3 separate regions of the Homo sapiens genome follow, and regions 2 and 3 are each linked to region 1. The links are chromatin contacts, found by Hi-C or POLR2A ChIA-PET in ENCODE. All regions are on one chromosome and are shown on one strand. Each heading gives the region's core, a stretch centred on a gene start or an enhancer-like site at or near the end of the contact. The rest is flanking DNA. Distances are from core to core; before and after follow the strand shown. Region 1 holds the start of FILNC1 (FOXO induced long non-coding RNA 1). Region 2 has its middle 65 kb from the start of LINC01625. Region 3 has its middle 110 kb from the start of LINC01625.

Region 1 (3,243 bases), core at 413-2,912:
GCTTATTGCATGATAGATTATTTTTTTACATTCCATGTGCTTGAATAAAAAAGTGTACTGTGTACATAGGCAGGGGCAAGGACTTCATGTCTGAAATACCAAAAGCAATGGCAACAAAAGCCAAAATTGACAAATGGGATCTAATTAAATGAAAGAGCTTCTGCACAGCAAAAGAAACTACCATCAGAGTGAATAGGCAACCTACAGAATGGGAGAAAATTTTTGCAATGTGCTCATCTGACAAAGGGCTAATATCCAAAACCTACAAAGAACTCAAACAAATTTACAAGAAAAAAACAAACAACCCCATCAAAAAGTGGGCAAAGGATATGAACAGACACTTCTCAAAAGAAGACATTTATGCAGCCAACAGACACATGAAAAAATGCTCATCATCACTGGCCATCAGAGAAATGCAAATCAAAACCACAATGAGATACCATCTCACACCAGTTAGAATGGCAATCATTAAAAAGTCAGGAAACAACAGGTGCTGAAGAGGATGTGGAGAAACAGGAACACTTTTACACTGTTGGTGGGACTGTAAACTAGTTCAACCATTGTGGAAGACAGTGTGGCAATTCCTCAAGGATCTAGAACTAGAAATACCATTTTACCCAGCCATCCCATTGCTGGGTGTATACCCAAAGGATTATAAATCATGCCGCTATAAAGACACATGCACACATATGTTTATTGCGGCACTATTCACAATAGCAAAGACTTGGAACCAACCCAAATGTCCATCAATGATAGACTGGATTAAGAAAATGTGGCACATATACACCATGGAATACTATGCAGCAATAAAAAGGATGAGTTCATGTCCTTTGTAGGGACATGGTTGAAGCTGGAAACCATCATTCTCAGCAAAGTATCACAAGGACAAAAAACCAAACACCTCATGTTCTCACTCATAGGTGGGAATTGAACAATGAGAACACTTGGACACAGGCAGGGAACATCACACACTGGGGCCTGTCGTGGGTTGGGTGGAGGGGGGAGGGATGGCATTAGGAGATATACCTAATGTAAATGATGAGTTAATGGGTGCAACACACCAACATGGCACATGTATACATATGTAACAAACCTGCACGTTGCGCACGTGTACCGTAGAACTTAAAGTATAATTAAAAAAAAAAAAAAGTGTCCTGTGTGTTTTTTGTGAAAAAGCATTCCTAGGCCTGGTGCCGTGGCTCACGCCTGTAATCCCAGCACTTCGGGAGGCAGAGGTGGACGGATCACTTGATGTCAGGAGTTCAAAACCAGCCTGGCCAACACAGCAAAACCCCGTCTCTAGTAAAAATACAAAAATTAGCCGGGCGTGGTGGCGCATGCCTGTAATCCCAGCTACCTGGGAGGCTGAGGCAGGAGAATTGCTTGAACCCGGGAGGTAGAGACTGCAGTGAGCTGAGATCATGCCACTACACTCCAGCCTGGGTGACAGGGTGAAACTCTGTCTCCAGAAAAAATAAAATAAAATAAAATAAAATAAAAGAGAGATTCCTAGGCAGTATAAATTAAGCTTATTCATTCTCAATTTTTATTTTATTTTATTTTTTATTTTTGGTGTCCTTTGCAACTACTTGGTCCTTCTTCGTGGTTCCTCTTTCCTCTCTAAACTCTCTAACAGTTTTTCGTTCTTGTTGTCATCCGTAGGATTTGCAGAAAGAGCCAACAACTCCTACAGATGATGACAGTTCTCATTCTGTGAGTTTATCTGATCCTTATTTCATTTTATTAATACAACAATGGCAATTTTGGCTGCTTATACTTTTCCATTTGGCTGCTTGCTATAGAGCTAGAGGGACTTCAAAGAGACTCACATGAAATATTTTTGTTTTATAAGTAGAAAAGCTGAGGCCTAGAGAAGTTAATTCACTTTTATGAAACTCTCAACTAGTTAATCTAATTAGTTAATCACATTAGTTAATCTAGTCTATTAACACTTTTCTTAACCTGAAGTTGAAGTTAAAAATATCTTGACAGATCTAATGGTAAAATATAAGATTTGTGAATGTGCCTCTTAAGCAATGAATGTTTTACAAATGGAAGGAATTATTTTTGTAGCTCAGTACAATCTTCGCAATAGCAGAATTATTCTGAATTCCTGATGCATGTTTTAACTATTATTATGAACATGTATCAGACACATTGTTAACAAGAGTTTCTTATTTCAGAAATGATTCCAGTTCAGTAGAGAAGGCACCTACATAAATGAGAGATCTAAGATTGTTAGATAAGCGCCGTAAGATAAGAAAGCTATGGGTCAGAGGTTTTCTGGTGGAGAGAGTGTTCACTCTTCCGGGAGGTCAGGGGAGACTTCGCAGAGAGCAGGTCACACCCTCCGACACCTCTCAGTCAACACTGCATCCTTTACTTGAAATGATCTTTTCTCCTCCGTTCTCCGGTGAACACACACAGGAAACTATGTCTTTTGGTATTTCGTCAGAATATTTTGTGTGCTGTTGTAGAAGATTTTGTAGGGCTAAGTGGTTTTTGGACAGCCTTATGGATCATGTTTCTTGTAAAAAATGGAAAACCAGTGGAACATCTTAGGCAGGGAAACGGGTATGTGTCTGTAGTATTGATGCCTTAAGTATATTGAAACATCATTGGTGTATTCCTGCACAGACCCGGTACATTTGTTCGGACATTTACAGGAAACCTTTCATTACTATTAGGCTTAGGGTTCCAACTTCGTTTTATTCATGATCATGCCTCATCCTTGTACAATCACGTCCCTAGTGAAGCTATAATAAAAGTAAGATGCCAAGAACTCAGGTATGGAAGAGAAAAAGTTTGTCAAGATTCTGAAAGAAATTAGGGAAATCACTTAAGTTCTCCAGGCTTGTTAACTCCTCATCTTTCTTCCAAAAATTTTCTTTTGTTGGCCGAGTGCCGTGGCTCATGCCTGTAATCCCAGCACTCTGGGAGGTCGAGGCGGGCGGATCATGAGGTCAGGAGATCGAGACCATCCTGGCTAACACAGTGAAACCCCGTCTCTACTAAAAATACAAAAAATCAGCTGGGCGTGGTGGTGGGAGCCTGTAGTCCCAGCTACTCTGGAGGCTGAGGCAGGAGAATGGCGTGAACCCGGGAGGCGGAGCTTGCAGTGAGCAGAGATGGCGTCACTGCACTCCATCCTGGGCGACAGGGCTAGACTCCATTTCAAAAAAAAATTTTTTTTTTGGTCTATCTTTTCTTCTTCTCTTCTCTGTCTCTTTCCTTCCTTTCTCT
Region 2 (3,243 bases), core at 510-3,009, 230 kb before region 1:
ATGCCTGTAATCCCAGCTACTTGGGAGGCTGAGACAGGAGAATTGTTTGAACTTGGGAGGCGGAGGTGGCAGTCAGCAGAGATCGGGCCACTGCACTGCAGCCTGGGCAACAGAGCAAGACTGTCTCAAAAAAACAAACAAACAAAAAACCTGGTTCTAGTAAAGGCTCTCCCACTTACTAACTTATTCACCTTGCGTAAATCACTTAACTTCCCTCAGCCTTGGTGTCTTTCAGCTGTCAATTGGCAATTGTCACACTCTTTGTGGTATCTATGTCTCAGAAGCTTCAGAATCAAGCAATCTAATCCCTGTCGAGAGCCTGAAAACCTTATAGTTCTCACTATTGGGTACTGTTTATGTTGACATTTTTTCTTCACAGGAGGTTCACAACACATCCGTTGAAATGCTGGGATTGTGACTGACTCAGTTAGGCAGGAAGAACAAGTCCTCGTGTCAATGAGTGGAAGGATGACACATTTGCTGGAAAATACAGTGTGTTGTCGTATTCACACTAACACCACTGAGAAGTTGATCCTGTTATTATTATTCGCAGCGACATTTCCTGGCTTAGACCTAGCGTACTGGGTAATGCCCATATGTTCAGAACAGTCAATACTGCAACGGCGAAAGGGAAAGGCTCGGGGGGTGGTGGACTACTGGAAGGGTAAATGGGAGAGACAGGTTATACTTTTATCAAGATTTTCTTTCTTTCTTTTTTTTTTTTTTAAAGAGCATTAGCTGTTACATTGTTATGATTACATCTGTGGGACAGGAGACATGGACCGGAGTTAAAAAGCAATAAAGCATATAGGCTATCACTGTCTCTAACACAGTGACTCTTGGCAAAATAGGTAGCTTCTCTAAATTTTTCTCATTAATTAAACGGAAATGGGAATGGTAACTACCTCCATTGGGTTGCTGTGAGTATTAAATGAGATAACATGCAAAGTAACTAGCACATGATGATACTATGTGCATGTGCATGGCTAGCGCACACAAGTGTGGGTGCACTTGAATATTACCCAGTTTCTGGTTCACTGAGGAGCCACCCATTCCACCAATCATTTGCTGATCCTATATAAACATAATGCTATGCTGCAAGGCAGTGAGCTCCCAAGTTGCTTAGAATCTAGATAGGAAGTAACGCCAGGCACTGTGTCTTACACTTATAATCCCAGCACTTTGGGAGGCCGAGGCAGGTGGATTAACTGAGGTTAGGAGTTTGAGACCAGCCTGGCCAACATGGAGAAACCCCATCTCTAGTAAAAATATAAAAATTACCCGGGCGTGGTGGTGGGCACCTGTAGTCACAGCTGCTTGAGAGACTGAGGCAGGAGAATGGCTTGAACCCAGGAGGCGGAGCTTGCAGTGAGCTGAGATCGCACCACTGCACTCCAGCCTGGGCGACAGAGCGAGACTCTGTCTCAGAAAAAAAAAAAAAAAAAGAAAGGAAAAAAAAAAGAAAATGAAGAAGACAAGGACACAGAAAACAAGGAACAATACAGAAGGAAAGTAAATAAATTAAGATGCTAAGTACAGACCATTACTGATTATAAGTGCTGAGAAAAGTATTAGTCACTTGAGACCTGAAAAACTCACAGAAGTGCTTCACAGGCAGCATATCATGGAGAATGACTATGTTTTAAATTAGGGAAAAAATTCCAGGTGTAGAGCAAGAAGAGCAAAGCCATGCTGAGGAAGGAGAAGAAATCCTGGCTAGCCGGAATGCCCAGCCAATGGGAACTGGCCGGATTGCAAGGCAAGATCGGGCATCCCTTCCAGGGACGCCGTCATTGGCTCGAACACCGATAGGGTCTGCTCAGTCATTGCTCAGGAATTCTTGCTTCTAAAGGGAGCAGCTGCAATGAGCAATGCCTGGGAACACATTATTAACTCGCAATACACAGTGTGGCCCGCTCTTCCTTTCTGTAAACAGTTACTTGGTGATCAACAACGTCTACTGAGTGGTTTTGGTTTGCTAGGCATTAAGAAAGGTTATGAAGCAAGTTGAGACCATGCAAGATACCTGGCCAGAAGATCATTCTCAGTATGAACGTAGGATAAAACACACAGGTCACGAGAATAAATGTTTACAGAATAGGAGAGCTACACGTTTTAAGAAAGAACATACAAACCAGCATAATATAAATAGAAGCTGGGGTGACATGCCCCATTTGTTGACAAGGGTGGGGTAGTTGTGAGGTTGGTGTGTGTGCAAAGCAACATTGGGAAAAGCTGAAATCACGATTTGACTCTGCTTCCCCTGATGCAACAGAGGCCTACTCAGCCTTGGGGGAGCAGGCGACTCGCCACAGTATTTCCTGTTTGCTTGTCACGTTGCCCATTGTATTTGATCTTGCTCCAGCAAAGCGGTGGTGATGTGTTCAATCATTATTTCTTAATCCTCTCCATCTTCTCTCTCATTTTCTTTCTTATTCATTGATCATGTGTCTCCACTCATTCCACCTCAGCCTGATGCTTGGTGGAAGTTGAACAACTTCCTCCCTCAGTTGCTGACAATTCTTTCTCATCCTGCAATATTTTTAGAATGTTCTGGGATTGTGGGGATCCTTGGATGCATTCAGCTTCTTGCTAAGTGTTGGGGCAAGCAAAACTCTGGCAGGTGAGTTGACTGCGTCTGTAATTTAGAATGAGAGTGAGAGAAAATATAAATGTGGGTACTAAAAAATGGTGTTAGTCTTGGAAAACGAGGTTCAATCATAGCTCTCTAAGGTTTGTATATGCTCATAAACACAACTGATAGAAGCAAAGAACAACCACTTCCAGTCAGACACCTGCCAAGTCTTTGGGAAGTTGAGGCAGAAAAGATGATGGAATGGCTAGGAGGGGCTCTCCCATCAGCTTGATCTCCTGGGAGCAGTGACTGGTTCTTTTTCCTCTCTGCTGGATGCATTGTAAATGCTCACTTAGAGCCTTGCATGCATGAATAAATGAACAAACTCTAAAACGTTTCCATGGCTAAGAAGTAACTTTGAGCCAAGCCATAGTCTTCTGAGGCTTAACTTCTAGGTTTAGCAGAAAATCACTGTGGCTCTGAATTGTTCCTGGACTGACTGCAAGTTTTGGTCATTTGGTGTTTCCTTTGGAATAAAACCACTATGTGAGGCCTGAGATCAAGCGCCTGTGCAGCTTTTCCTGGAGAAATACTGTTGGTGGTTGCAGGGTCTTTTTGTTTCTAGAGTTTTATTTTCTGAGACCCCTTGCCATTAATATTAGTATAGC
Region 3 (3,243 bases), core at 534-3,033, 180 kb before region 1:
ATTCCTGGCCCCTCTTGCCAGGGAAGCACTCTAGCACTTGTGGGTTTGATATCCACTGTGGTGGGACAGGCTTATCAGGTTGGCCAAGCTTGTAGATCCTATTGTGATAGAATATCTTCTTCGCTCTCTACTTTTGTTGTTTACTTAACAAAAGACACTCCACCCTCGCTGCAAGTTTTGACACTCTCTCTGATACACTGTATGGCTACTGTACCTTGACTTTCAATTACATTAAATCCTATCATAATCATTTTCTTACAACAAATCCTCTTTAACACCTGTAAAGCTCAGCTCCCATGGGTGTAGGATTATGCTGTCAAAAATAAAAAACAGAAGAATTCTACTGGAATTGCAGTGGCTATTGCACGCGCTTAAAAATAAAATCAGCATAAGAGCCCTCCCCACTTTGCATTCAATTCTGGTAGCAAAAAAGAGAAAAGTTATTCAAGCCATTCAAATATGGCTTGACGTATAAACCAGTGGCTTTAATTCAGTGATTTTAAATCAATGTGATATCATGTTAAAATACTTTCTCTGGGAATGGATTTCTTTTGGAAGTGAGTTCCGGAATCCCTAATTATTACCATTGTAATGATTAATGTAGAACAGACTATTCTTCATTAATACCTAACAAAAATACATTGTATGGGAAGGCTTTCATTTGTTTGCTTTGTTTCTTTTAATGATCCTGCTTTATTGGTTGGACGACAAGCAAGTTTCAAAATTTAGGGTGTCATGATGGTGTCACCTCTTCTGCCTGGATTATTTTTGGTCAACATGTATAAGCCTGTTTTTTTTTTTTTTGTTTTTTTTTTTTTGCGAGGGAGTCTCCCTCTGTTGCCCAGGCTGGAATGCAGTGGCTCGATCTTGGCTCACTGCAAGCTCCGCCTCCCGGGTTCACGCCATTCTCCTGCCTCAGCCTCCCGAGTAGCTGGGACTACAGGCGCCCACCACCATGCCTGGCTAATTTTTTTTTTTATTTTTAGTAGAGACGGGGTTTCACCGTGTTAGCCAGTATGGTCTCTATCTCCTGACCTCATGATCCACCCGCCTTGGTCTCCCAAAGTGCTGGGATTACAGGCGTGGGCCACCGCGCCTGGCCAGAAGCCTGTTTTATTGTTCCATTTATTTAGGTTGTATTTCATGTGGTTTGCTGCTACTTTGGACTAACATCATTCTGAGCAACATTCTTAGGGTCAAAGGAGAGGAATGGGTATTTGAGGAATGTAACAGATTTTTGTCAGCAGTGTCTTTCCAGTATTAGTCATGCCTGTTGATTCTTCAAACTGATACTCTGAGCTCCATCCTGGGCAATGATAGCCCTTTTCGGATTAGCTGGTGGGAGGATGTCTCTCCAGTTAATCAAATCTCACCACAACAAGCACTCTATTCCACCTCTAACCAAGAAGTTATCTCTACTTCTATTATTTTTCCACTGTGTTAGGAAAATGAGTAGCTCGACATTATGTATCAATCAGAATTTAAAAAATCTTTCCTTTTGGAGTTGCTACCGCTAATTGCCAGGTTAGTAAAATCTTACCCATTCTGGCAATGAGGGTGTGCCACATTTTATTCACTTTTTTTTCAGGAACAAGAGTAAGATTACTGGTGACTCTAATCACCACATACAGCAGCCAGGTCTTTTGCTATGACCTGGGAGAGGTAGAGTTCTCAGCTTTCATAATGTAGCTTTGGTACAGGCCCATCTTTCCAGCTGAAGGTAATGTGAGCTGGAACTGGTCACAGAGGCCCTGGCAGCTGGCTTAACCTGTTTATATAAAGACGGAACACAGCCACTGATTAAGAGAGCCACCTCCTACTGATTGGTTTTGGAGTGGAGCCCAGAATTTTCCATGGAGATAGCTTTTAAAAGTTAGGTCAGCATCTCAATGAAAGATAAGGACACACAAGAAAGCCCTTGTGGGTTGCCCTGTCTTGAGAACCCCCACTGTTCAGCAAGGATCAGAATAGATATATGTGACCAGTGAAATGCTTCTACTAGGTTTATCTCTGTGAAAAGATCACTTTTCCCGGAGTGATCTTGTGGACTGAGGATTAAGTGGGTAAGCTTGAGCCAAGCTTAGCATTTAGCAACTTACGTATTTCCTTGGCTCTTCAATTCTGAAACCCTTCAGAGTGAACTGGTCAGTGATAAGATCAATTTGGTGTCAGGACATTTTATATGGGGGATGTTTTTAAACGGTGGGTACAATGTTGTAAATAACGAAAGACTATTGCTTCTAGATTTAAATCAGGGAATAAGGTTAAAAGGAACAAAAGAGGGATGGACAGGAAGGGGGAAAAAAGATTAAAGAATTCCATAGAGAATCAGTAGAGAAACTACAGGGCTTCAATGGTCCCATGAATTTCTCCACCCCCATGACTGATCAAACATACTTGAAGGAATAGTATTCCTACAAAACAGAGAAAAATGATCTCAGGCCATGATGCAATTTGTGGATGCAAAAGAATCTTTATACTGGATTGGAATTTGACCCTATAGTTTTGTTTACTTATAAGCAGAGACTGTTCCTTTATGAAGTTTTCTATCTGTGTGTTTAGAAATAAAAGTGTGTGGTAATGCCAAAACACTACTTGAATTGAAGTCGTTAGTAGCTGGAGTGTGTGCTACTAAAAGTAGTGACTGGAGGGTATTCCTGCCCTCTATTCTGCAACTTCCAGAGGTTTAAAAAAAAGAACATCCCACTTTTATAAAAAGAGAAAAAAAATCCTTTGCATAGATTATTATATAAATAAATCTTCTTAACACGCACTGCGGTTCTTTTTTTTTTTTTTTCAAAGCACAAAGAGTTATTGTGTGATTTATGTGAAAAGGTTATGTAACTGTACTCTGTTACTTTAAATAGTGTTTTTTATTTAAACTGCCAACTTCTTCATCACCAGCAAAGAAAAAAAATGCATATTTGCTAAGCACAAAGGTAATTTTCAAGGACTGTAATTAGCTCATGATAACTCTATCTTTTGTGATGTCTTTCCTGCTGAACTAGAAAAGAGATGGACTTTTTTTTCATTGTTAAATCTAAACTGTGGCACCTGCAATGTGTCAGTTCTATGAGAACCAGGGAGGAAAAAAGTTTAAAGTATTACACTCGGTCAGGGGAAAATACGGATGTAATAAGGTAACAGATCTTGCAATTTTCATCTGGCTTCATCTTTTCTTTTTACAAACATGACAAGGCTCTATTTCCTCCTGTTTCTATTGCCCAGCTGACCCTTTATTTC

Evidence for each region. A loop is a pair of places that touch in the nucleus more often than their neighbours do. ChIA-PET counts read pairs that join two places held with the same protein, here RNA polymerase II (POLR2A). Pooled maps may share reads with other maps.
Region 2: a loop to region 1 is called in a map of ascending aorta, with 1.9 times the contacts of the local background. The contact joins the enhancer-like site here to the promoter of FILNC1 in region 1. A Hi-C loop is called at or near these places in 4 of 168 maps with a recorded cell type or tissue (ascending aorta, endothelial cell of umbilical vein, gastrocnemius medialis and 1 more) and 6 of 50 pooled maps. POLR2A ChIA-PET finds 5 or more read pairs at or near these places in 2 of 52 experiments (PC-9 and activated CD4-positive, alpha-beta T cell).
Region 3: a loop to region 1 is called in a map of vagina, with 3 times the contacts of the local background. The contact joins the enhancer-like site here to the promoter of FILNC1 in region 1. A Hi-C loop is called at or near these places in 14 of 168 maps with a recorded cell type or tissue (Caco-2, Calu3, IMR-90 and 11 more) and 14 of 50 pooled maps. POLR2A ChIA-PET finds 5 or more read pairs at or near these places in 9 of 52 experiments (AG04449, AG04450, BJ and 6 more).

What each region holds. Positions count from the first base shown.
Region 1 is chr6:139,769,411-139,772,653 of GRCh38, forward strand. FILNC1 (FOXO induced long non-coding RNA 1) reads left to right here and starts at 1,663. Exons shown (of 3, transcript NR_038399.2): 1 at 1,663-1,713. RefSeq lists a silencer at 956-1,133.
Region 2 is chr6:139,538,157-139,541,399 of GRCh38, forward strand. No RefSeq gene overlaps it. Among named protein-coding and RNA genes, the nearest start is that of LINC01625, 65 kb to the left of the region's middle. Within about 2 kb of position 1,760, at least 22 of the 41 ENCODE cell types and tissues checked have a DNase peak (open chromatin) inside an H3K27ac peak, as active enhancers do; they include PC-9, ascending aorta, endothelial cell of umbilical vein and 1 more, where a contact is called at or near this core.
Region 3 is chr6:139,586,473-139,589,715 of GRCh38, forward strand. No RefSeq gene overlaps it. Among named protein-coding and RNA genes, the nearest start is that of LINC01625, 110 kb to the left of the region's middle. RefSeq lists an enhancer at 2,440-2,584 and a cis regulatory region at 2,507-2,518. Within about 2 kb of position 1,784, at least 15 of the 41 ENCODE cell types and tissues checked have a DNase peak (open chromatin) inside an H3K27ac peak, as active enhancers do; they include IMR-90, PC-9, endothelial cell of umbilical vein and 2 more, where a contact is called at or near this core.